Linked DNA regions of Mus musculus: regions 2 and 3 are each linked to region 1. A link is a loop called in an ENCODE intact Hi-C map of the cell type or tissue named here. Cell type or tissue: heart. All regions are shown on one strand. Each heading gives the region's core, and the rest is flanking DNA. Links, peaks and the distances in the headings are about the cores only.

Region 1 (7,616 bases), core at 1,599-5,598:
ATTGATAACACTCCATCATAGGTATCCATTAAAATGAAACAATTTTTTTTAAACATGTTAACAGGAAATACATTACAGGTGTGCCTTACAATCCTACGGGTAAAGCAACTGTGGAAAGGTCTAATTGCACTTTAAAGGAGATGCTCATAAGACCAAAGGGGATACGAGATCTTCCAGAGAAAGATTACATAATTCTTTACCATTAAATTTTTAAAATTGTTTTTAAGGTTCTCTCATTGTTGTCTCAGCTGTTGAAAAATACTGGATTTTATAAAGGATTGCTGATTTAAATCATCTGATATTAAGGATAGTTAAGGGTGTGTTAACCTCACAATGAAGTCAGGAAATGTGCTGCATTAGGGAAGAAGCTATGCCTTTATTTCCACGGGAGACAAAAAGCTGTGGATTCCTTCCAAGTTAATAAGGATTCTATTTGACCTGGGAGACCTGTATACAGGTACAAGTCTCAAAACATCGATCCCTGACCCTCTGACTCTCAGAGGGGTAAGTCAAGGAACCATGATGTTTCTGCAGTAGCCTATGAACCTTTTGTGACCACTTGGTCCTTGTGACCTACTACTACCTGCCATCCTTTCAGATGGCATGGATGGGGTTTATAGCACTCCATTACAGTTTAGTGATGCGGTTCAACCTGACTTACAGAGATGCCTTTCACCTGGTCAGGCATAGAACAGAGAATTATCATTAACTGATTTGTACACACCACACATTTCATACATGTGCTAATACAAACATGTCCCTACAATGTTACTTTTAATAGTTTGTGTGTTTTCAGACACCAATGTAAAAATATGAATTTTCTATGCCAGCCCTTGCTCTGAATAATGACTTTGTATTTATAAAAGCTTCAGGCATGATAGCTGGACAGATTCTGAACTATTCTAACCTGACAATGCTGGCCTGGCCTATTCCTTCATTTGTGTGCTGACTCATTCTCTCTCTCTCTCTCCCCCCCTCTCTCCTTCCCTCCCTCTCTCCCTCCCCCCCCCCCCCCCCAGCTCTGAAGTCCCACTTTTTGCTCTCTTGCCTGGCTATAGGCTCATCAGCTCTTTATTTAACCAATCAGGAGGTAATGGAAAACTGTTTTACAAAATACTGAGTCCTAAGTCCAGACTGCAACTAGATCTCTGGGCACAGAAATCAGCACTTGAACAAACCAATGAAGTCAAAGCAGCTGGCTGCAGGTGGTCTAGCCTCTCAGACTGCCTCAGTAAGGCATGCTCTTTCCTGGACAGCAAACGAAACAACCAACTCTCCCAGGACTTGGCCAACATCCCAATTTTCATCCAAAGATGCCATTGCCATCAGACAGCAAGAAACACAATGCCCTCATTCCCAAGAGGTGGGGTAGGTAGTTATTGGTATTTCGGTGGATTTAGGGTGCTGCCTACAGGTTGCTATTGGTAGTGGTCAGGGAAGAAACAAAGCAAAGTTTAGATTTGAGGATCTCTCTTCCCCTCACCCCTCGCTCCTCATTTATCATTTCTCTCCTGGAGGGGAGGGGGGAAGGCAGGGTGGGGGGGTTGCGGGGGGAGGAAGGTGAGAAAGGTTAAAGAAAGTGTTGGAGGTTGGTCTGGTGCTATGTATACAAACTCTAAGTTCCTTGCTTTTTTGCTTCTGCAGTTCTGTTTCTGGCTAACTGTTCTTGTTAGCTGAAATATGTCAACCCAGAACATGTTTTTTTGTACTTAAAAGCACATCCCGAGGAAGGCTCAGTGTTACACTGGGATCCCAAACACCCAGGGAAGTCACTGGCTAGCTTTTCTGTTGGCTTGAACCCATGTCTGAGCAGTCTTCTCTGGTGGATACCCCATTACCAGAGGCTCAAGAACTGGAGGTGAAACTAAGGGAGACAAGCAGACGGGGTGGGGGTGGGGGCGGGGGCGGGGGCGGCATGCAAAACAGGTTTGTTTGTTTTTAATTTGGGCTTTGGGCTTTAGCTCAGTACAGAGTAGTTAGTTGCCTAGTAAGCACAAGGCCCTAGGTTCTGTTTTCAGAAGGGGACTTCAGGAAAAACAGCAACAGCTTAAAATGTTAGTGCCTGTGAGAAGGCTCGGAGTGTAAATAGCAACCATTGTGGTAGGTAAGTCTGGAGAACGGAGTGAAGTCCCTGGATCCCCATAAAGAGAGAACTAACTCTTATATTTATACTCTGGCCCCCACAAATCAGTTCTGTTCTTTCTCCCGCTGTACATTGAATAAAGCTATAAAAACCCTTATTTTATTTTGCCCTTTTGAGACAAGTGCTTTGGATAGCTCACGCTAACCTCAAGTTCACTCTATATAACAAGGCTAGTCTTGAAAACACTGCCCCTGCTTCCTGCGTAATGGGATTGCAGGCAGTCTCCTCACTGGATCCATTTTCCAATAGGGGTGTTGAGTCAATCAATGAGAAACCACGCATTTGCAGTAATCTCACCATCTCTGCCCTACTGCGAATCCAAACTGAGGAGGGGGATGAAGGTTGTGTAGTCCTGTTCTTCATCCTGCACATGGATTGTACATATTTACATATCAAAAATTCTACATAAAAACTGTTGAGTAAACGCAATGAGCTTGTTAAGTAGTGCACTGAGAAGTCATTTTAACAGCTGTGCAGTTCTGAGGAAATGTCTTCACCAGTGCTGGGCTCTCACCAGGAGTGCCGTGTTCGCTGTCGGCCTCTTCCCTCCCCTCTCCATTATAACAGTAATCCAAAGAATTTTTGCTATGTCTTAGCGATAAATGTCTTCTCTCTGTAAGTCAACGTTACTAGTCTAGACCAGCTTTTCTGGTTTCTTTCTCTTTCTGGATTCCTCATCCTGCTTCCCGGGTTTCCCCGGCAACCGCAACTGGAAAACCCTTTGGAAAAGTAATTCCGAATTCTGTAACAGAACCCCCGAGGCGAGGCCTCCCCGCGCCTCCCGAATTTAGGTCTGGGGTGCGTGTCCCGCGCAGCAGCTCCTCTGAGCACTTCCTGCCTGGGACACGTCGCAGCTCCGGGAACCAGGACTCACGAATCGCCAGCCCTGCCGGCACAGTGATCCCAGAGGCGCCCGCGCCTCCGTTGTACGGCGGGGTCCATGCCAAGATGGCCGCGCCCACAAGCAATCTCCGCAGGTCTCCGCCATCGAAGCCCCCGGACCCTCTGAAGCGGTGCCCGGGGTGGCCGCCATATCGGCCTCTGACTCCATCGAGGACCTGACAAAGCCAGAGGCGCTGGATCGGAGGAGTGCGGACAAAGCCAGGCGTCCGGAGGAGATGGCTACATCCGAGCCTGCGGAAAGCGATGCGGTGAGGGCGGTAAGGGCTTGGGGTTGGTTTGGTTGTCGGTGATTGGAGGGTGACTGGAGTCCTAGTGGACGAGATTTGAGAATCTGTGGCGTTGTTGTTGAATAGTCTTTTGGGAAGGCCGGTGTTCTAAGGGACCAAGGTATTGGGGTATTATGGGCATATGGAGTATTAAGTGCCCGTGATATTGGGGGCATATGGAGTTGGGGATTGCTGTAACTTTCGGAAATCAGTATTTTGACGGATCTGTCTAGGTAAGTGATGCTTGGGAGCGGGGAGGCATCTGTAATAGTCACAGTGACTGAGTCTGGGTCTGGAAAGCTAGCAAGATCTGAAATGAGGGCTTTGTGATGTATTACAGACGGGAAGCCCTACAAGGATTAGAATTTGAACTGCTTGGGAGCTGGTGTTTTAGGTAACTGGGGATTACAGGCTGCACTGTGGGAGGGGCAGTATTGAGATTTGGAGAACTGGTTCATTTGGAATATGTGGGGATTAGAATTTGAGCCCTTGGGGTCAGTAATGGTGGCATTTCTGGAAGTCTAATAAGCAATGTCTTTAAGAGTCCTCGTTTTGTGTGCTATGACTGGCAGTGAGGGGGGAACCTGGAGGCTAATGAGCAGATGACAGTTGGTGGAATACAAGAAGTCTTATATTGAAGTGCCTATTTGGATGGCAGATTGTCATCTAGGGAGAAAGGGTATCAGTAGTCCTAACTGTCCCTTTAGTGATGGGGTTCTTGGTAGGAATTAATAATAATTATTATGATTCTGTGACTAGGACTCTGAGGCCAAGGCTTTGTGAGTTTTCAGGGTTTTATGATAGAAGGTTCTGTAAGGTCACTGGAGTTGAGTGGAGGTTAGTGACTGTTCTGTGAAGAATGGTAATTGGGAACTTCTATGTAGAGGAGGTTTAGGAAGGTTAGTGACTGAGGGATATTTGAGTGTCAATGGTTAGAAAATTGTAAAACAGAGTATAAGATGAACACCTATTTTATGCCAGAGAATTTTAAGTAGCAACATATAGGGCCAGTCTCTTTTTAAAAATAATTTATTTAATTTTATCGTATGTGCATTGGTGTGATGGTGTCGGATCCCTTGAAACTGGGGTTACAGACTGCCATGTGGGTGGGAATTGAACCCAGGTCCTCTGGAAGAGCAGCCAGTGCTCTTAACAACTGAGACATCTCTTCACCCAACTTCGCTCTCTCTCTCTCCTCTCTCTCTCTCCTCTCTTTCTCTCTCTCTCCCCTCCCCCTTCCCCACCTCCGAGTCTGCCTTTTAAATTTGAGAAACAGAAAAGAGACAATAAAATGTAAATATCCGTGTAAGTAAGATAATTCCAGGCAAAGGTAACTGCTATGAAGAAAGTAACAGAGGATGATGTGGTAGAGAGTAAAGCTTGGAAGTGTTTGTTTCTCAAGTTAATCTTTAAAGCAGGGGCTGGTTAAGAGCACTGACTGCTCTTCCAGAGGTCCTGAGTTCAATTCCCAGCAACCACATGGTAGCTCACAACTATCTGTAATGGGATCTGATGCCGTCTTCTGGTGTGTCTGAAGAGAGCAACAGTGTACTCATATACATAAAATAAATCAATCTTTAAACAAAACAAAACAAAACAGAAATGTAAATAAAATTTAAAAATAATCTTTAAAGAAATGGCAGTTGATTTGAACACAATGATAGGCTGTGGTTAATGCAGAGATCCAAAAATATTCAAAGAAGAATGTCAATTGCTAAAGCCTTAAGATAGACATTAGCTTCCTGTTATAGTAAAAGAAAAAAAATTGTGGCTGGAACACGCACAGAGGAAGTAGAAAAATAGGATATCAGTGGTAGAAGCTTCTAGATCATGTAAGATCATATTGGCTATGTTAGATGTATAAACCACTGGGGTTAAGCAAGGAAGTGATTTGATCTGATTGATACATCAAAAAGATCATCACTGGTTACTCTATGGAAGATGAACTACAGGTCAAGTAGGTGCCAGAGGTCAGAAGTTTACTGTAATGGTCAAAGACAAGAGATTATAGTGACAATTTGGAGTTATACTGGAAAAATTAAATCACATTGAGAGTACATCTGAATGTGAACATGGTGAATTAATATAGATAATGAGATTGAGATTAGCTTTTGGGCTTCAGGAAATGGAGTGTAGGATTTTTGTATATGCAAGTAGCTGGTTCTGATAGAACCCAGCCCCCCCCCCCCCCCCAGTAAAAATCTCTTTGGACCTTTGCTGGAGCTTTCCAACCCATTTCACATGTGTGCCCCAAACTTGTTTCTGAAGGAATTAGTGTGTTCTGTGTGACTCTACTGGGAAAGGATTTTTGGATGCCTGGGTTTGCTTTCACACAGACTTCATTCAATCCTGATTAATTGATTTGCTATGAGTCCTTAGCTGTAATGAAATATACCTGTGATTACAGTTACAACACAGAGCCTTGTCACTCTTCCTATTGAATCACTAAAGGTTACTGTATTAAAAGCTGGTGAGTCTGTAAACAGACTTGAGACAGTGAACGTAGTTAAGAATTGGTGGAAACAATTGTTTCTGTCTATCATTAGATCCTAAGGTACATGAGCCATGGAGAAAAATTAAACACAGCCTCTACTTGATATCACTGTAAGGTGCAGGATCCCTGGGAGATGGGTGGGTTTTATTTAAAGTAAATAGAGAGGCTAGAGATGGAGTTTGCTGACAGAGAGTAGGGTTTCTGGAATGTTAAAGAGTTCTATTGGTATCAGTGAGTTGGGATTAGTCAGATTAGATATTTGGGGACTTCTGGGAGTTAGAGATCAATGTGCCTTGTGGGACTCTGTGATTGAGGAACCTGTGGGTAAGTGCTGTGTTGGGAGTTGTTGTTGTTAAAATTACTCACATGATTAAAGAAAATTGTACTGACCTGGCTATTTCGAGCGCTGTGGCAGTGAGTGTTGGGGGTTATTAAGAGTTAGACTGGAAGTCTGTGAGGTGGAGATTAGTGACAGATCCAAGTCACACATTGCTGGTCTGTGAGGGTTGCTTTTACATGTTGAGAGGGCATGTTTAAATGTGTATTGTGGGCAATAGTGAATAGTTGAGGTGAGAAGAAACTCAGGAATGTGGAGATTTGAGAAGTGCCAGACTGAGAATATGATAGGAATATGTAGGCATATAATAGGAATCTAGAATATGATAGGAATCAGTAACATTCATAGATTTATCTGTGGCTTTTACTTAGAAGGAATGGGAGCAGCTGGAACCTGTGCAGAGAGATGTGTACAAGGATACGAAGCTAGAGAACTGCAGCAATCCAGCCTCCATGGGTAAGGATAGTTCCCCACCACCCAGAACATGTTCACTGCAATCCCTTCTTTCTCAAGTCCTTGATGTTTTCTTGTTTTGTTTAATTTTATTTTATTTTGGTAGTAGTGGTGGTGGTGGTGGTGGTGATTGTAGTGATAGTGATGGTGGTTGGTCAGGGAGTTTTAATCCCTTTTCAGTACCAGGAATGATGCTTGTGCCATTGCATCCAAAAGGGAAGGTTTACTCAGTTGAGGTACATGGGCATCCTTATTGTGAAATATTAGAAACCATATATGTTTATTAGCCTTGAAAGACCCTGAAGTACAGACATCATCAGGGCTTGATTTCTGAGATGTTTGGTCCAACACTCAGTGTCTCATTTCTTATGAGTAGGAAATCAAGATCCCAAACAAGACATAGTCTCCGTGTTGGAAGAAGAAGAGCCATCATCGGGAAAGGGGAAAAAAGCCAGCCCAAGTAGTCTGAAAAAAATAGCAAGGCCCAAGACAGCAGGAACAAGTGCAAGTAAGTTTTTCGTTTCTTGGCGGTAAGTTTGGAATTCTTCAAAGAGTAATTTGTAAACTTTTATTAGAGCTGGGAATACAGCTCAGAATAGAGTGATTTCTCACAAGGACCTAGATTTAATTCCCAATATGGAAAAAAAATTTTTTTTCTTAAAAGTCCTAGGTTTTCTTTTTTTAACCAGGAACTAGTAGAAAAAACAAAAACAAAAACAAAAAAAACAAAAAACAAAACAAAACAACCAGAATCTCTCAGGAGAAAAGGAATTCAAAGTACAGATGTTTTCTTTGGAGATTCTAATATCTCCTTTTTCTATAAACCTGTCCACATGAGAGGCTCATGACAAGCTCTTATGGAGAAGAAAAAAAAAAGGGTAAATGAAACCACTTAATTAATCCTTGTATGAATCACTGCTTGGATGTGGTAGCTCCACTGTAGCTACATTTAAGCATCTGGCTCAGAGGGTAGGCATGCATAATCTCTTCATAGGAGAGGTGCTGCAATTCCAAATGCCA
Region 2 (7,616 bases), core at 1,539-5,538, 78 kb before region 1:
CGAGGACAGGGAAGGAAAGCCAGTGGTCAAGGCTACAGCTGAAAAACAGGATGCAAAGCGGGTGGAAAGAGGTTAGGAAGTAAGATGCTGAGGCACAATGAAGAACAAGAGAAGACAAAAAACAAAACAACAAAACACAGGTGTGCACAGGCCTGGTTCTACATACACAGAGCGAATTACAGGTGAGCCACTGAGTGTGGAGACTGCCAACAAGCTCCACGCTGCCCAAGCAGCTTAGTGAAGGACATCACGTTCCCTTAAGACCCCAGGGCTTTACTAAAAATACATGTGCCTGGGCCTACTTAGACCTGTCAATCAGAACCCAGGAGAAGAGCCAAATGGTCTTGCGATGACCCATTTGAGGAAAGGGTTCCGATGCTCACTGTGCGTGGTACAGTTTGAACAGAGGAGCAAAGCCAAGTGGACAGAACACAGATTCTGAATCTGTACATCCCGTCTCTGCCTTCCTCTTCTCATAGGAAGAGCCACACAGCAAGCTCCTGTTGGAGCTCAGCCTCCCCACCTGTAAAATGGAGACTGACCCCCAGGAAGACGTTCCCTTGGTCTGGCTTTACTTTCTCAGATCCCTGTGAACTTGATGCAGAGAGGCTCCCATTGTGAGCTTCACTCCGACACTGAGGCACAATGACAAACAAGAGAAGACAAAAAACAAAACAAAAAACAAAACAAAACAAAAAACAAACAACAACCCCTCCCCCCCCCAAAAAAAAACTATGTCTCTACTTGTGAGTAGAGAGGGATGTCTCAACTGTGTGTGTTCTATTCCCCATGTTTAGGCTTGACCCCTGTGGAACTGGAATGTTGGGATGGCTGTTGTACTTGGCACATAGGCCTTTTAGTTCTGACTTGCATCAGCAACACTGCTGTGCCTACACTAGAGCTAACCCCCCTGAAGACCCTAGATCTGCAGAGATCTGATTGAATAGCACCACCGCACAGCCCTCTGTCTTCCGAGGCCCTGCACAGGCTTGCACCATGTTTAGTTCCCATCCCACCTTCGCTATTGCCAGGTACTTAACTGAGCTTTTGTTTGTAGGCCCATGCACTTAGAGTCCTACAACTTTCCAGCTGACATTCTTAGCTTCAAATGGTAGCATGCGCCATAAGCACTCTGGGTATTTCTGGGGCAGGTGTCTGTAGGGGCATGCCTAGAGAAGCGGTCTGAATCACCCCATCCCCTGTCTACTAGGTACAGGTAGGTACTGGCCCTGTAAATTACGTAAGAGCCTCTATCTGGAGATACGAGTAGTCACTTCAGAATCATGATGACTAGTGAGTGAGTACTTTATCTTCCTAATATGAAAGCAGCACTTGGCAGATATAAATAGCTAAAATAGTACCAAATAGGAAAATAATTTTGAGTTCCACCATCCTGAGGCTCCTCGTTAGAATTCCACATGAATAGTTAATGGCCTGGGGAAAATGCTCACAAAAGAACAATATTGTGAAGCAAACAGGCATAACTCCATGTATACCACAGGTGCCTTCATAGGCCTGCAGGAGAGACCTCCCGCACCATCTCTGCCAGGTGGAGGTTGTGCTCAGCACGCCTTCACCCAGTCTGGCTGGTAAAGCAGTTGGCATGCATGAATGGAATGTCTTTGGTAGCTCATCTGGTCAACTGGGAGTTTCCACAACTCATTTTATTCTATCATTCTTTGGACCCAGGCCAACTACCTCAGAAGAAACAAAACAAAACAAAACAAAAACAAAAAAGCCAACACCCTTTGCATCTACAGGAAAACCTAGACACCTCTCTCAAGCAATCTCTCCTTTTCTTATGCTAGAAATGTGCAGGCTGAGACCAAGGAGAGAAGGCTGGGGGCATCTGAACCACTTAGCAAGGGAGATGGAAACAGGAGGGGACAGGAGGGGACAGAAGCAGGGAGGAGCAGGGAGGCCCAGTGATGTCCTGGAGACAATGCCACCTGTGGGAGGAGAGGCAGCTGCCTGGGAGAGTTGGGAAGCAGGAACAGGAGGCAGCTGTCAGGACAGACTGCAGGGTGTCCTCACTCATAAGGAATGATTCATTCCACTTCCTACCGAGTTCAAAACTCCTGTTCCCCCTGCCCTTCCTCACTTCTGTATTTTGGCTAAAGAAAAGGATTTGAAATCAGCACACCCAGACTTAGGAAAAGGGACCGCAGCTTTCAGTTGGCAGGTTCTGCGGTGAGGTATGCAAGGGCAGAACCCTATCGAGTTCCCACTGGAGATAAATCTGCCTCTATGGCAGTTTATCGAGGCTTTATGCAGGGCGGCACCTCACAGAGGAGGGACCGTAGCCAAGAAAAGAACCATTCTCAAGACTTGATTTTTTTTTTGTTTTTTGTTTTCCTTTTATTTGTGGTTAAATTTAAAGAAAAGTGCCTTCGTTTTTAACCAGACACCAGAAAAGGATGGAGGCCTGTGTGGTGCTGCTGACTGCCTGGAGACCTTTGTTAAGGGTTTCCCATCCATTTCCTGTACTAATGGATCTGCAGGAGGTGGGACGCCTCTCCACCAAACAGCCTGGCTAGACTTCCTGTCGTACATTCAGACACCTTTGTGACATGAAGAAACAGAGGATTTCCTCAGAGAGCAGAGTCTTGCAAGCTGTCATTCTCTGTCTAAGAGGAACCTCACCAGGAAAACACGTCTGTTGAAAGCCCTACTTTCGGATTCATAGGAAAGATTGGGAGGTGGGGGAGTAACTGGGTCCATGTTAAAGAAACAGTTCCAGGAACCTGCCCAGGACAGGCCGAGCCGGGGGTGGGGGTGGGGGTGGGGGTGGGCGGGGGGAGTGTACTCAGGGGCTGAACCCTGCGGGACCACCCTTGGAGGAAACCTTTCCGGAATGCCCTAAATCTGGTTAGAGCCCGGGAAGGGACCGCGGACAGCTGTCCTTGCTCTCCAACCCACCTGCAGCGTCCCAGCTGGGGCTGGCCTGGCTGTAGTGACTGACTCCTACCTAACAGAGAGGGACAAACTTCCAGAGCCACAGCTAGCTTTTCCTGCCGCGCTCCCCAGCCCTACTCCTGCTGTGACAGCGGCGATGACACATTCCCCCCCACCCCACCCCGGGGTCGAGAGCTGCGAGGATCTCCAGGGTACCGCCCAGCCCGTCCACCTTCGTCCCCTCCGCTGCACAGCGCAGACTCACCGGCATGGTGAGCACACTAGACGGCCGCCCGGGTCGCGTCTGTCCGCTCGCTGCTCGGGACTCAGCCCGGGACTCTACTCAGGACTCTACTTGGGACTCGACTAGGATTGCGGCTGCTACCGCGCCCTGGCCACGCGAGTCACGTGGCCCGGTGAGGTGGCGCGCGGGCGCCTGGGAGTTGTGGTCCTCACTCGCGCGCCACCTCACGGCCCAGGCCACGCCAACCGCGGGGGACCCACGCGCACAACCCCTGAGTTGTGCGACATCTCCGAAATCCCCAGCGGCCCAGGCAACCTGTAATTGACCTTGCCTTGGCAATTAGCATGAAAATGTTTATTACTTTTTGATCAGATATCTCGTTAAGCTTAACACATGTTGAGTGCAAAATTAAAAGGTTCATCCCAGGAACACAAAAACAACAAATTAGGAGTGCATTAAATCAACTACGCCCTAGACGCTCCCTGTCGCCACTTTATCTTCTACAATCTGATGAGCACACAGCAGTGCACAGTTGTAATTTTCTTTCTGTGTACATTCTCACAATGATTACGTTTCTATATTGCACAAGGTTTTCATCTTCCTTGTAGGTAATTTAAAAAATCTTAGTTTATTTGGGCTACATTAACAAACTATAATAGACTGCGGGCTTATAAACCATGGACATTTGTTTCTCACAGTCCCGAAGTCCAAGGTCGGGGCTCAGATTCCATTACACCCCAGGGCTGCTTTCGGCTTACGGACTGCTTTTTTCTCATTCTCCCTCACACGCACTAGGCTGTATTTGTTTTCTTACTAGGTTGATAAACTTTTTCTCTCGTTAGTATTTCCATTGCTTTTTTTTTTTTTTTTTTTTTTTTTTTTTTTTTTTTTGGTGTGTGTGTGTGTGTATTGTCTTTTCATCTCACTGATTTAATTTTATCAGGAATATATATCAAACTTTTAACATTAATTCTTTCCCTAACATCAAGAATCTTTCATATACGTTCTTAAACACACTTGGCAATCCTTTGCCAACCAATCTGCCCATATGTTCCCCTCAAAGAACTCTGACCAAGGGTTAGCTGAGACACTGAGACTGGAGTCGGACATCTCAGCTCAAATCCTGAGTTCTGGAGTATTAGCCATGAGGCCTCAGATAAACAGCTTTATACATCTAAGGCTCAGCTTCCTGATCAGATTTAAAAATAAATATATACTAGAGTCTATGTCACATAGGTGTTGAAAGACTTAGATGAAAACACAGGTTGAATTCTCAGCATTAAACCTGGCAGTGGAGCCTTGTGTGATAAATGGAAGCCATTGTCATGATTAACAGCAAATATTTCCACCCTGTGAGAGAGCCACCTGCAAAAGGTTAAGCTCAGGGTCACACAGAGTTTGGCCAAAGCTAAGGGGAGTTGTACAGCCTCAGAGAAAACATATCTGCAGGACTCACAGGAGGGTAAAAATCTATCTAACCTCAGTGGCTAATGGGCTAGGCCTTTTGAAGCCTCTGGAACCCAAAAGCAATGGAGGGAGTTGGAAATTTGGGGCTACTTTTTATTGCTTTATGCCTCCCACAGTAGCAGCCATGAGTAGGCTCTTGTGCCAATGCATGCCCCTTCCCCCTTATTACCCATGGAAAGATTAGCAACTTAGCCTCATTCATTCGAAGGTTTTCGTTGGCTTTGCCCCAATCTGATGACCTTCACACTTAGTTCTAGCTTCCTTGTGGATATTATGGTTACAGCTTTTAATCCTGTATTCAAGAGCAGCTGGTTACTCATAATCCACCAAAGACTGACTGCCCTTTCCCTGGCTCCCAGGAAAAGGAACTGGACTCAGATACAGAATTCTAGACCTTAACATTACACCAGAGCTATCCACACTGGGGTCTGTGTCAGGATTCTTTCTTTCTGGATTCTTTTTAGACAGCCTGTGGACTCACTTCACTCCCCTATCTCCACAGCATAGATCTGGATCCTGAGACAAAATCTAGGCAGGAAAGGCGGCGGCATCCCGGAGAGAAGCATAGGGCCCTATTAACTGAGCACCGAGGTTACTCAGCTAGTAGTGGGGCAAATCCGACTAGCCATTATGTATTAATCTATCCTGCTCCTTAAAAAGCATTTCAGGCAGCCTAGAGATGGTCCAGGAATTAAAAAAAGGATGAAATCTGTGAGGTAAAGAGTCTCAAAGATCAAAGAAGGGACGCAACGGAGTTACTCAGAACTCCGACCATGGGACACGAGAATTGGCAGCTATGATGGCGCTGGGGTGGGCACAGAGCTAGGATGGGGACCAGACTGGCGTGAGCATTGGGCTAGGGTGGAGGACTATGACAGTGAGGGCTCTCAGCAGCAGCAGGGAGCATACATGGAAAGTCATCTGGGGTCGATCCACCGAGCACCTTCCAAGCAGAGACTTTGCCCTTTCTACAGGCTTGGAGCACTGATTAGCTCCTTCCTAAGCTCCAGGTTCCTCTCTCTACGTGGGCTTTGCCACTGTTGGGACACTGATGTCTTTCCTTGCTCCTGAGCCCTCCTTTGCTCCTGAACATGACTCTGCTCACTTGGGTGGCTAAGCCCTGTGGGGAGCTCCTCGGGATTCCTATTTCATAAGTTCCAGTTCTCGAGGAGCCAGAGACTCCCTGATGTCCCTTTCCCCTGCCACGGAATGTCCCATGTTTTGTCTTCCAGGCATCTGCGCTCCTAGCTTTGAGAGAGTTGGCGGTGGCCATGGCAGTATCTGCAGGGAAACAGATTCACTGATGGGACTCTACTGTGGCAAGGCCTATGGAGACCCCTTCCCACTTGACAGGGATCTGTGACAATATTGGTGGTTTCTATGTTTATTACCTAATAACGTGCTACAAGCTCTCTCTGCTTCTGCTATGCTCTTTATACTCACAGCAATACTTAGTTTCACTTTGTTGTCATGGGCAAGGCCTGTATCATGCAGGCTGGAAGCCCTGGGGATGATCCCATGCTTTTCTGAAAACCCTCCTCTCCTCTCTCTCCCTCTATCGATCCTTCAGATGTGACCATCAGTCCTGGGTATTTGGGGGACACATAATTATGTCCCTAGAGAAACAGCTACAGTCACACTGAGTAAGTCTGTGGCAGTTGTGGAGAGCAATCCTGCTTGCATAACTATTCTGAGGAAACTATGTTTGGCCAACAGAGACTTAAATGTGGAAGCTGTGTCAGATTGATAGAGACTTAAAACGATGGTTTTCGGAAGGATGGTTTCAAAAGTCGGCAGGTGCCTATCAGGAAAGATTCCTTGGTACAATGAACATGTCTCTGTCTGCAACTTACAAAGTATTATGACAGAGGGTTCCTATTTGACGAGTGGACGTATGCCCACACATGGTTAATGTGTCTTTCATCTTGCACAGCCATATAACTTCATTTGCTGCCAGCTGAGCATGTGCTCATGTTCACAGGACATGCCTGGCTGGACATTTACTTTTGGTTTGTTGAAATTGTGCTTTGTAGTACAAAATAGGATTGGGGGTGATTAACCCAGTGGGAAAGAGAAGGAGGAAGGGAAACTACTGGGGACTTTTACAATAATCCCGATGTTACGACTTCTTGAAATGAAATAACCAATGATGGCAGTGCTCGGGCGAGCAGGATTGTGGTTGTAAAAATAAAGATGGCTCCAGCTATTTGGGGCCACCTGCTTAAATGCCACTGTATTCACTTTCACTGACACCACACATCGGTCCTCAGGTTCCAGAACCCTTCCAGCACTGGTCCCCGGCAGAGAATCTTGGACGCACCCAAGTGCCTCTGTTCCTGGGAGCCCAGACTGGCTCTGAAACCTGCTGAGGTGAGGGAGGGCAGGGGCCAGTCAGCTTCTCTCTGGATGTCTTCGTTTCCTCTGATTGCTAGAACAAATTTCCTGACGAGTTAAAGCAACACGCACTTCCCCTCTTGGGGTTGTGCTGGTTTGAAGACCGAGGATAGGTTTATTGGGGGTGAAGTCAACCCATCAGCAGGCTCCAAGCACTACCCTCAGAGGCTCCAAGGAGAGAGTCTGGCTCCTCGTCCCTACCCCTCCCTAACGTGTTCTAAAGCTACATTCCAAGCACTTGAGGATCAACAGCTTCCCCACCCCCACCAACTATGCGACATCTTCATCTTCCCCACAACCTTGTGTTGCAGAACTCCTTCCCCAGAGAGCTAGAAACAAGCAGACACCCCCTTGTTTCAGGGCACCAGTAACAGTCTACGAAAGTCCAACTTAGGGAGCCAGCAAGCCTACTGGGCTTTCCTTCAGGGTGTGGGTGAGGAGATACAGTAGTTCAGGTGACCCCGAAGCAGCTACAAAGCCACATTCCAGCTTGGCTGCAGCAATGGAATTATCCCTTCAGTTAGCCTTACACAGTTTGTATACTATAGCCCTTCCAGGGTCATTAAGTCACATGCAATTAGGACAAAATAATAGACAGCCGACTGGAAGGTAGGTA
Region 3 (7,616 bases), core at 1,539-5,538, 310 kb before region 1:
CCAGAGCCCGGCTCGGAGCGGCGGCGAGCAGCGTCCTTGGTACGTGAGCAGGCGCCGGCCTCTGGGAAGTGGCGGGTTGAAGGGGGACGGGACCCCAGAACAAGGTGAGGTGCACCCCTATGGCGCTGTGTTCCCGAAGCTCTGACGCTGTAGCGGAGACGCTGTCCCTATGCACCTACTAGAGTGGGCGGGATTCTTGCCGCTACAAGGTCTTGCTGCGTCCGGGATTCGGGACTCAAAGATGGGCTCCACCCGCCCCCTTTCTCGGAGGCCTCAGGGGTAGCCTCGGTTTCTGCAGAGCGCGATCTGTCTGGCAGGCTGGAGAAGTGGGGAAAACAATAAGGGTCGCTTGTGCTAGGTCTCTCCTGCTTCTGCTCATTCAGTCATACAACGATCCATTGAGATCCGCTTAAGACCCAGACCACATGAGAAGAAAAGCAGTCATGCAGCTTGAAACAAGAATTTGTCCCCATGCCTTTTAAATCCCAAAGTCACATACTAACCACCCTGCTACCAGCCGTGGCCAGGTCTAGGTTAAACCTTTCTTCCCCTACTCTCACCTGGAATCTCTGTCGCCTCTTCCATACTGGGACTATAACGTGTGAACTCTGTCCTTCTAATGCCAAAAGTCCTGGTGAGGACTGAGGGCTGCTAGACTCCAGAAGTTTGGACCATATTTATAGCTGACCTGCTGTATGAGACCTGCCCTTCTCGAGTTCAGTTTTACAGTTGTTTGATGTAAAAGCTCTCAGCCAGAATATTTTAGCAGTCTGTGGAAAGGCAACTCCTAGCTTGAAATGTCTAGACCCGGGCAGCAGGGGGGATTAAGCGCCCACACTAGATGAGGTCTAAGGTCTCTTCTTTAACCCCTCCTAACACCGTGGCAGGTGGCAGCTAGAGTGTGCAGGAAATGCAAATGAGCCACCGGGCAGTACCTTTTCAGAACTGCCCACAGATGCCTTTCCTGGGCCTCTTTGGGCTTCAGATTTCCCAGCTCTGAACCTTCTACCTAGCTGGCCCTCCTGACTTGTCTCCTCCCTAGCCAGGGCAGAGCCTGCTCGAGCTGGCACCACTTCACTACTATTTATGCCAAGAGCACAGCCTCCGGAATTCTTTGTGGGGTACAACCTGGGAGCCCAGGCTCTGAAGCTTTCTCTCAGCTGCTCCCAGTGGCAGTCTCACTCCCAGGTTGTGGGATGCTACCTCCTAAGGGAGGTGAGACCTTTACAGTCTTTCAGAAAAGCTACCCCGCAGTGTCTCTAAGAAACTACAGTGTTCCTTTTCCTTCTTGTCTAGTACGTGCTGCTGGAGGGCGGCTAGCCTCTCTCACCTCAGGCAGTGGCTGGAATGTATGTCCTTCCCTAGGTGTGGCGAAGGGTCAGACACAGTACAGCCTACTCATCCCAGCTCAGCACTAGCCATACATTTAGCGTTACTTGCCGCTGCTACCGTGGTGTTAGACATACCTCATCAGTAATCTGATCTTCACGCAGGCTTGATAATATCAGCACATTTTAAATCTTGAAAGAAAAAAAAAAAGTGGGGGAGGATCTGAAAGGCCTTGCCCGTCGTTATAGAATCGACTCTGGGATTGTTTGGCCCAGAAACAGTTGTTTCTGCAATACCTTGTACAGCTTGCTAGCAGAGTGAACCTGTTGTACAATGGGAGAGAAGGTAGCCTGGGCCCCTGTGGTCTTGTGTTCCTGTATTCCTAGGCCCCTGTGTTACTGTATGAGGCACAGGGTTTAAGCTCAAGTTTGCAAACCCCCTTAATTTGTGGAAAGTGCCCTGCCCATGTTTGGAAATCTTCCAGACTCTGAAGGACTTCTCTCAAAGAAAAACCCTGATCTAGAATTGGTTCTATAAAACAGAAGCAACTCTGGGCACCTTCCCACTCTATGGACGTTCATTAAGCATCTGCTATCACACGCTGTATAGTACAGGGCCTTGGGCTGGAAGTCTCAGGCTAGTCCCTACCTCTGCCTTACTCACTGTGTGAGTTCAGGTGGCCTTCCATCCCTTCATTTCTCCTATCAAACTGTGAGGGATTGAATAGAGCTTTTTTTCTTTTAAGTCGGCACCAACGTCTCTTTCAGTTTCATCTAGTGGCCAAAATAAAAACCTGCATCCGGGCAGGAGATATCTCAGTGATCAAGAACACATGTTGCTCTCACAGAGGACTTGGGTTTGGTTGACTCAACAGCCATAAGCAACACTAGTTCCGGGGACCACACAACCTCTTCTGAATTCTGTGGGCATTGCAAATATGTGATACATATGCATGCATGCAAGCAAAACACTCCTAGCCATAAAATAAGCCCTTAAAAGTTCAAAACAAAGCAAGCAAACAAAGCCTAAATCAAAGTTGGACTGTTCTGGCTGGGAATGTAACTCAGTGGTGGAGCGTAGGGGTCCAGGGGTTCCCCACCACAAGCAACCAGGAACTGCTGAGGTGCGCCTCTGCACACGCCTCTCCTCTCTTCCCCTCCTTCCCCTCCCAGCTACCCTGAAGTAAAATCTGGGCAGCGCAGCTCCTCCGTGGCCCTCCAAGTTTTACTTATGGGCAGATGGCCTATCAGCGTTGCTCCCTTAAGCTCTTAAAGGAGATGAGTGAACGCCAGGGAATGCAGGTGTGGACTCCAGAAGCCAGGGCCTGCTACAGAGATGATTCTGGGGCAGAATATGCACCTGGTTCCAAAACCTGACTCCAATCCAGAATGGCATTGAGCGAGTTCCATAACCTCTCTGAGCCTCTATTTCATAATTGCTAAGAGTTATGTTGATTTCGCAATGTAACTTCAATGAGATAAAGTACTGCCTTTGGCACCTTGCACCTAGGTAGAGGGAGACCAACTGGAGTCCAGCACAAATTCAGATTCGGGGCTTTATCATTAACCAGCTATGTCATTTTGAGCAAATAGTTGTACATCTCAGGGCAACCTCCTGGCAGATGTGAGAACCAAATTCTGCACAAAGAGTCTATATAGATAAACTCTCGAATGTGCTGAGTGTGTTACTTAGGAGCCAGAACATCTCTAAGGAGGCTTGGCCTCTCTTGTGTCCTGTGAAGAGGCTGGCCCACCCAGGGGTGTGGTGGCAGGGTTGGTCCTTGTGTGGTTCCTGATAACCTCAACCCCAGCAAGGAGGGAAAGGGGATAAGGTGGGCCCCTGAGCTGCTTGGGAGGGAGCTGAAGGAGCCTGAGAGAGTGGGAGCACAGCCAGGCACACTGAAGGATCCCCTGGGTTCTGGGCTTGTTTTCACTGGTAATTTGCTGTAGGACTTTGGTGAGTAGTGCCCCCTCTTGATGTCCCCTTTGTTGGAGGAGCAGAGATTCAAGCCTTCCAGCCTCTACTGTCTGTGGCTTTCTCTCTCTTTCTTCCTTTCCTTTCCTTTCCTTTCCTTTCCTTTCCTTTCCTTTCCTTTCCTTTCCTTTCCTTTCCTTTCCTTTCCTTTCCTTTCCTTTCTTTTCCTACTTGGCTGCTTAGTAGCCAAAAGGAAATGTCTAAAATGGAGCTGGCTGTCCAACTCTGAGTCCCACCACCCTCTTCCTGCCTTGTCCCTGTCTCTGCTGCCCCCTGGGTCAGAGCATCCGCCCTAAGGGACAGCCTCTTGGCTGCCTCCAGATGGCCCTTCCTCCTCCGCCTCCTGGCCTCCCATGGCTCCTGTGCTCCTCTGCTTCCTGTCTGCTCTCCTCAGCCACAGAGTTCTCTCAAAGCCAGGCTCTGGCCAGACCAGTGCCCTATTTGCTGCTCAGAACTCATCCCTGTCAAAAACCCTCCACCCCTTCTGTATGACCCCTGCTACATCCTCAAGACTTCAGACCAGTCTGCAGTCATCCTCATTCACTTTCGTAAAGGAACACTCTCTTTATCCTTGCCAGATTCACGCATCTTGCAGAACAGAGCCCAAGCCCTGTCTTCTACAAACTCTTCTGCCCTCCTCTCTGGGCCCATAGATCATGTAGGCTTGGGCTGCCAGGTTCTGCAGTACACTTATCAGCCCTGCCTCCAGGGACTGGCCTATGACTTCCAGAAGGCACCTATGAGGGTATATTGGTGGGCTGGCATACAGTAGGTGCTCCTGAAATAATGTGACACCCGGGTTTCCTTCAGTCTTCTATCACTGACTTGGCATGCAGTTATTGTCTCGTTCTCAGCAGGATGAAATATCTGCCCTATGCTAGAGTCAGTGTGTGGGGAGGGCTGGTGTGGGAGGTGGACATGAAGTCAGCACAGTCCCTGCCTCCTGCAGAAGCTCTGTCAGCTAGCCACAAGATAAGCCAGTGCCACAAGGAGCTGTTATATAAGAGAGATTATGAAGTGGGCAAGAAGGAAGCTGTGGCGGTGGGAAAGGGAGAAGTTGGTGGCATGCTTACTTGAGGGAAGGCTGCACAGTGTAGGGAAAGGTGATAGCATGGCATCACAAAACAAGTGCTTGCCTAACGTGTGTAAAAGTCTGGGGTTCCGATCTCATCGTCATCCCTGCACTTGGGAGGTAGGCACAGGACAATCGGGAGTCCATGGTCATCCTTAGCTACATTCAGGAAATTCAGAGCCAGCCCTGTCTCAAAAGAAAACCAACAAAATGGGGGAAGGAGGGGAGACAAGAAAGTACAGTGTAGGGCACTGATTGGCCAGCACAGAAGGCTCCTTGGTCGCAGGAGCTCTAAGAAGCCACCGACCGGGACGGTGCATGTGCCTGTCCGCGTCAGTCATACATACAGTGCTTGGTACACAATGAGCCTACTGCCTCAGCCCACACAGCAGGGTCTTAGCAGTACTTGGCACTAACAGCAAAATTCCAGGGCATCTTAGTTTCTGCTTATCTAAAATTCTTGTCAAGCAAGTTTGAGGCCAGCCTGAATTACATAGTAAAACCCTGTCTCAAAAATCAAAGCAAAGCACTCAGGCTGGGGCTGTAACTCAGTAGTTGAATGCTTGCCTGACATGTCCATGGCATCACAAAAAAAAAAAAAAATTGTAACCTCTGAATCCGCCATAATTGTAGGCGTTTTTCATGGAGTATTTGAAGTTTAAACGCTGCGGTGATCAGTGCTTCTCACAGTGAACACAGGAAGAATCGACTCGGTTTTTCTTTTATTCCTAATTTTCTGATTCTTTGCTAGGACACAATTTACAGTTATTAGAAAACTAGTGGGGGGGGGGGGGGCTGGTGATATGGCTCAGTGGGTAAGAGCACCCGACTGCTCTTCCGAAGGTCTGGAGTTCAAATCCCAGCATCCACATGGTGGCTCACAACCATCTGTAACAAGATCTGACTCCCTCAAAAAAAAAAAAAAAGATCTGACTCCCTCTTCTGGAGTGTCTGAAGACAGCTACAGTGTATTTACATATAATAAATAAATAAATCTTAAAAAAAAAAAAAAGAAAACTAGTGGGGTTTGTTTGTTTGTTTGTTTTTAACTAGCAGTCCTGTGAACCATGGCCCAAATACTATTATGACATTGAAATTGCTTTGAAGGTTCTACAGGTATCCCTGCCTTACCTTGCCCTGGAGAGGGAGCAATTGATAAAACCACAGCATGAGGAGCAGAGGCTGTAGAGGGCGGGAGGCGGGACCGTGGGAGCCAGCCGGCACCCCAGGCACATGTCTTTTGTTTCCTGGTGCCCCCTACAGAGCTGAGGCTGCAGCAGACACCCAGGAGCCGCCACTCCATCCAGCAGACTTCTCTGTGTTCCACTGCCCCGACCATGCACCACCAGTCTGTTCTGCACAGCGGCTACTTTCACCCACTGCTTCGGAGCTGGCAGACTGCTGCCTCCACCGTCAGTGCCTCCAACCTCATCTATCCCATCTTTGTCACGTGAGTCCCCCAAATGGGCCAGACCCTGGATCTGCCCAGGGTAGGAGCACGTGTGTGACTGGAACAGGCAATGGGATTGTTGGGAGGAGGGGGGCCTTAAAGTGGGCTGTGGGCTGGAACAGAAGGTTTTGTGAGTGGCCTGTGAGGTTAAGGACAGTAGTCTTTGGAACCGTACAAGCCCTGAAATGAAGATGGCATGTCTTGGCCAAAGTCACTTAAGTCAGAATGTATCTAAGCTGGGACACAAGGACCCTGTGACTTGAGAGTCCAAGTCCTCCCAGTGATTACTGTTCTTATTGCAGTTCTCACTGCCACATTGTTGTTCCTGTTGTTATTTCAGGCCCTGGGCTTGCCCAGGCACGGGAGCCACACACAGGATCCTATGCACTCCCTCCATCTCTACTTCCATGTCTCTTCTCATCCTTCCCAGGCACTGTTGCCACCACCCCTTCCCACAGCCATCAATCCATAGCCCTCCCTTGCTCTTACAGGGATGTTCCTGATGATGTCCAGCCTATCGCCAGCCTCCCAGGAGTGGCCAGGTAGGAGGTGTGGTGACTGTCAAGGGGATGGTAAGAGAAGAGATTTCACGGGTGAAAGTACCAGGAAATAGAAGCACGCCCAGCAGGTAGCAGATTTGGAAAGGCACTGTGGAAAGAAGGATTTCATGGGAGACTAAGCTGTTAGCCAGTACAGAAGACGACCTCGTAAAGTGACAAGCGTTCTATCATCGGGGACATTTGTGGCAGAGGCTGCTGCAGGCAGAATCTGGGCTTGAGTGGGACTTGAGTAAAAGCCATGGAGTAGTCTGCCACAGCTAACTCTGTAGCACTCTGTTTATGACCCTGTTTGCCCACTCCTGTGGTGGGTATGTTACTGCTTATCCCTGGTCTGTGGGTCTTGCACTCTGGGTTCCTGCACAGCTTGGCTCTTCACTGAGCGTTTTGCTGAGGAGCTCTCACATGCTAGCCAGCCTGTTCCCACAGAGCCGTAGCCCCAGCCTACAGCCAGGCTTTTAGCAGAAGCATTGTTTGAAGGGGTGGAGGCCTGCGCAGGGCACCTGTTACCTTAGCACTTTACATTTCCTTACCCCGTCCCTCCCCCAGGTATGGCGTAAACCAGCTAGAAGAGATGCTGAGACCTCTGGTGGAAGCTGGCCTGCGCTGTGTCCTGATCTTTGGCGTCCCCAGCAGAGTTCCCAAGGTGAGAAATGGAAGAGTTGAGAGGGGAAGATGAGGACTGGGCACACTCTCAGTTTGTAAAGTGCGTGCTGCTCCAGCTTGAGGGCCTGAGTTCAGTCCTAAGACCCGTGATGAAAGCTGAGCAGAACGTGCAGAATGTGATCCGGTGCTGAGAAGGCAGAAACCTGGGTCCCTGGGGTTTGCTGGACAGCTGGTCTGCCTGAATTGGGGAGTTCGAGGTTCAGTGAGAACCTGTGGCATGGTGGTACACATCTGTAACCCCAGCATGGGACTGCATGGGGGGCAGCCATGTCTCTCTGAGTTCAAAGCCAGCATGGTCTATATAGCTAGTTCTACGCCAGCCAGAGCTACACAGTGAGACCTTGTCTCCAAAGCAAAGAAATTCAAGGTGAAAAATGATTAAGGAAGACACCCAGCTTTGACCTATGGTCTCTATGCATACATGCACCAGTGCACGCTCTCACACAGACACACATACACGTGAACACATGTATACACATATAAGAAGGAAGACAGAGTGTGGAAGGGCTGAAGTGTCATACTCTGTGTGTCCTTGCTCTGCCCTGTGCAGGCTCTGGGGCCACAGTTA

The links. A loop is a pair of places that touch in the nucleus more often than their neighbours do. Peaks named below come from ENCODE experiments on the same cell type or tissue, not always from the same donor. Only the 100,000 strongest peaks of a DNase experiment are listed, where the experiment ranks them.
Region 2: it touches region 1 in a loop (2.1-fold over the local background); 6 of 42 quality-filtered maps call a loop at or near these places.
Region 3: a loop joins it to region 1, with 3 times the contacts of the local background. A loop is called at or near these places in 3 of 42 quality-filtered maps.

The regions. Positions count from the first base shown.
Region 1 is chr4:62,204,007-62,211,622 of GRCm38, reverse strand. Zfp37 (zinc finger protein 37) reads left to right here and starts at 3,077. Exons shown (of 4, transcript NM_001290351.1): 1 at 3,077-3,294; 2 at 6,515-6,599; 3 at 6,973-7,104. The coding sequence starts at 3,262. Gm30451 (a long non-coding RNA gene) reads right to left here and starts at 2,699. Exons shown (of 2, transcript XR_390634.1): 1 at 2,658-2,699; 2 at 2,221-2,507. In heart, for the core only: a CTCF peak has its summit at 3,299; a DNase peak (open chromatin) is centred at 3,102; H3K4me3 peaks cover 2,368 bases; H3K27ac peaks cover 2,304 bases.
Region 2 is chr4:62,282,119-62,289,734 of GRCm38, reverse strand. It overlaps Slc31a2 (solute carrier family 31, member 2), which reads right to left and starts at 3,306. Exons shown (of 4, transcript NM_025286.3): 1 at 3,161-3,306. The coding sequence starts at 3,166. In heart, for the core only: a CTCF peak has its summit at 3,409; DNase peaks (open chromatin) are centred at 2,604 and 3,204; H3K4me3 peaks cover 1,963 bases; H3K27ac peaks cover 1,608 bases.
Region 3 is chr4:62,512,283-62,519,898 of GRCm38, reverse strand. Alad (aminolevulinate, delta-, dehydratase) reads left to right here. Exons shown (of 12, transcript NM_008525.4): 1 at 1-39; 2 at 5,639-5,825; 3 at 6,317-6,367; 4 at 6,932-7,028. The coding sequence starts at 5,713. Among named protein-coding and RNA genes, the nearest start is that of Alad, 4.0 kb to the left of the region's middle. In heart, for the core only: a CTCF peak has its summit at 3,598; DNase peaks (open chromatin) are centred at 2,598, 3,148, 3,618 and 4,248; H3K4me3 peaks cover 3,501 bases; H3K27ac peaks cover 3,255 bases.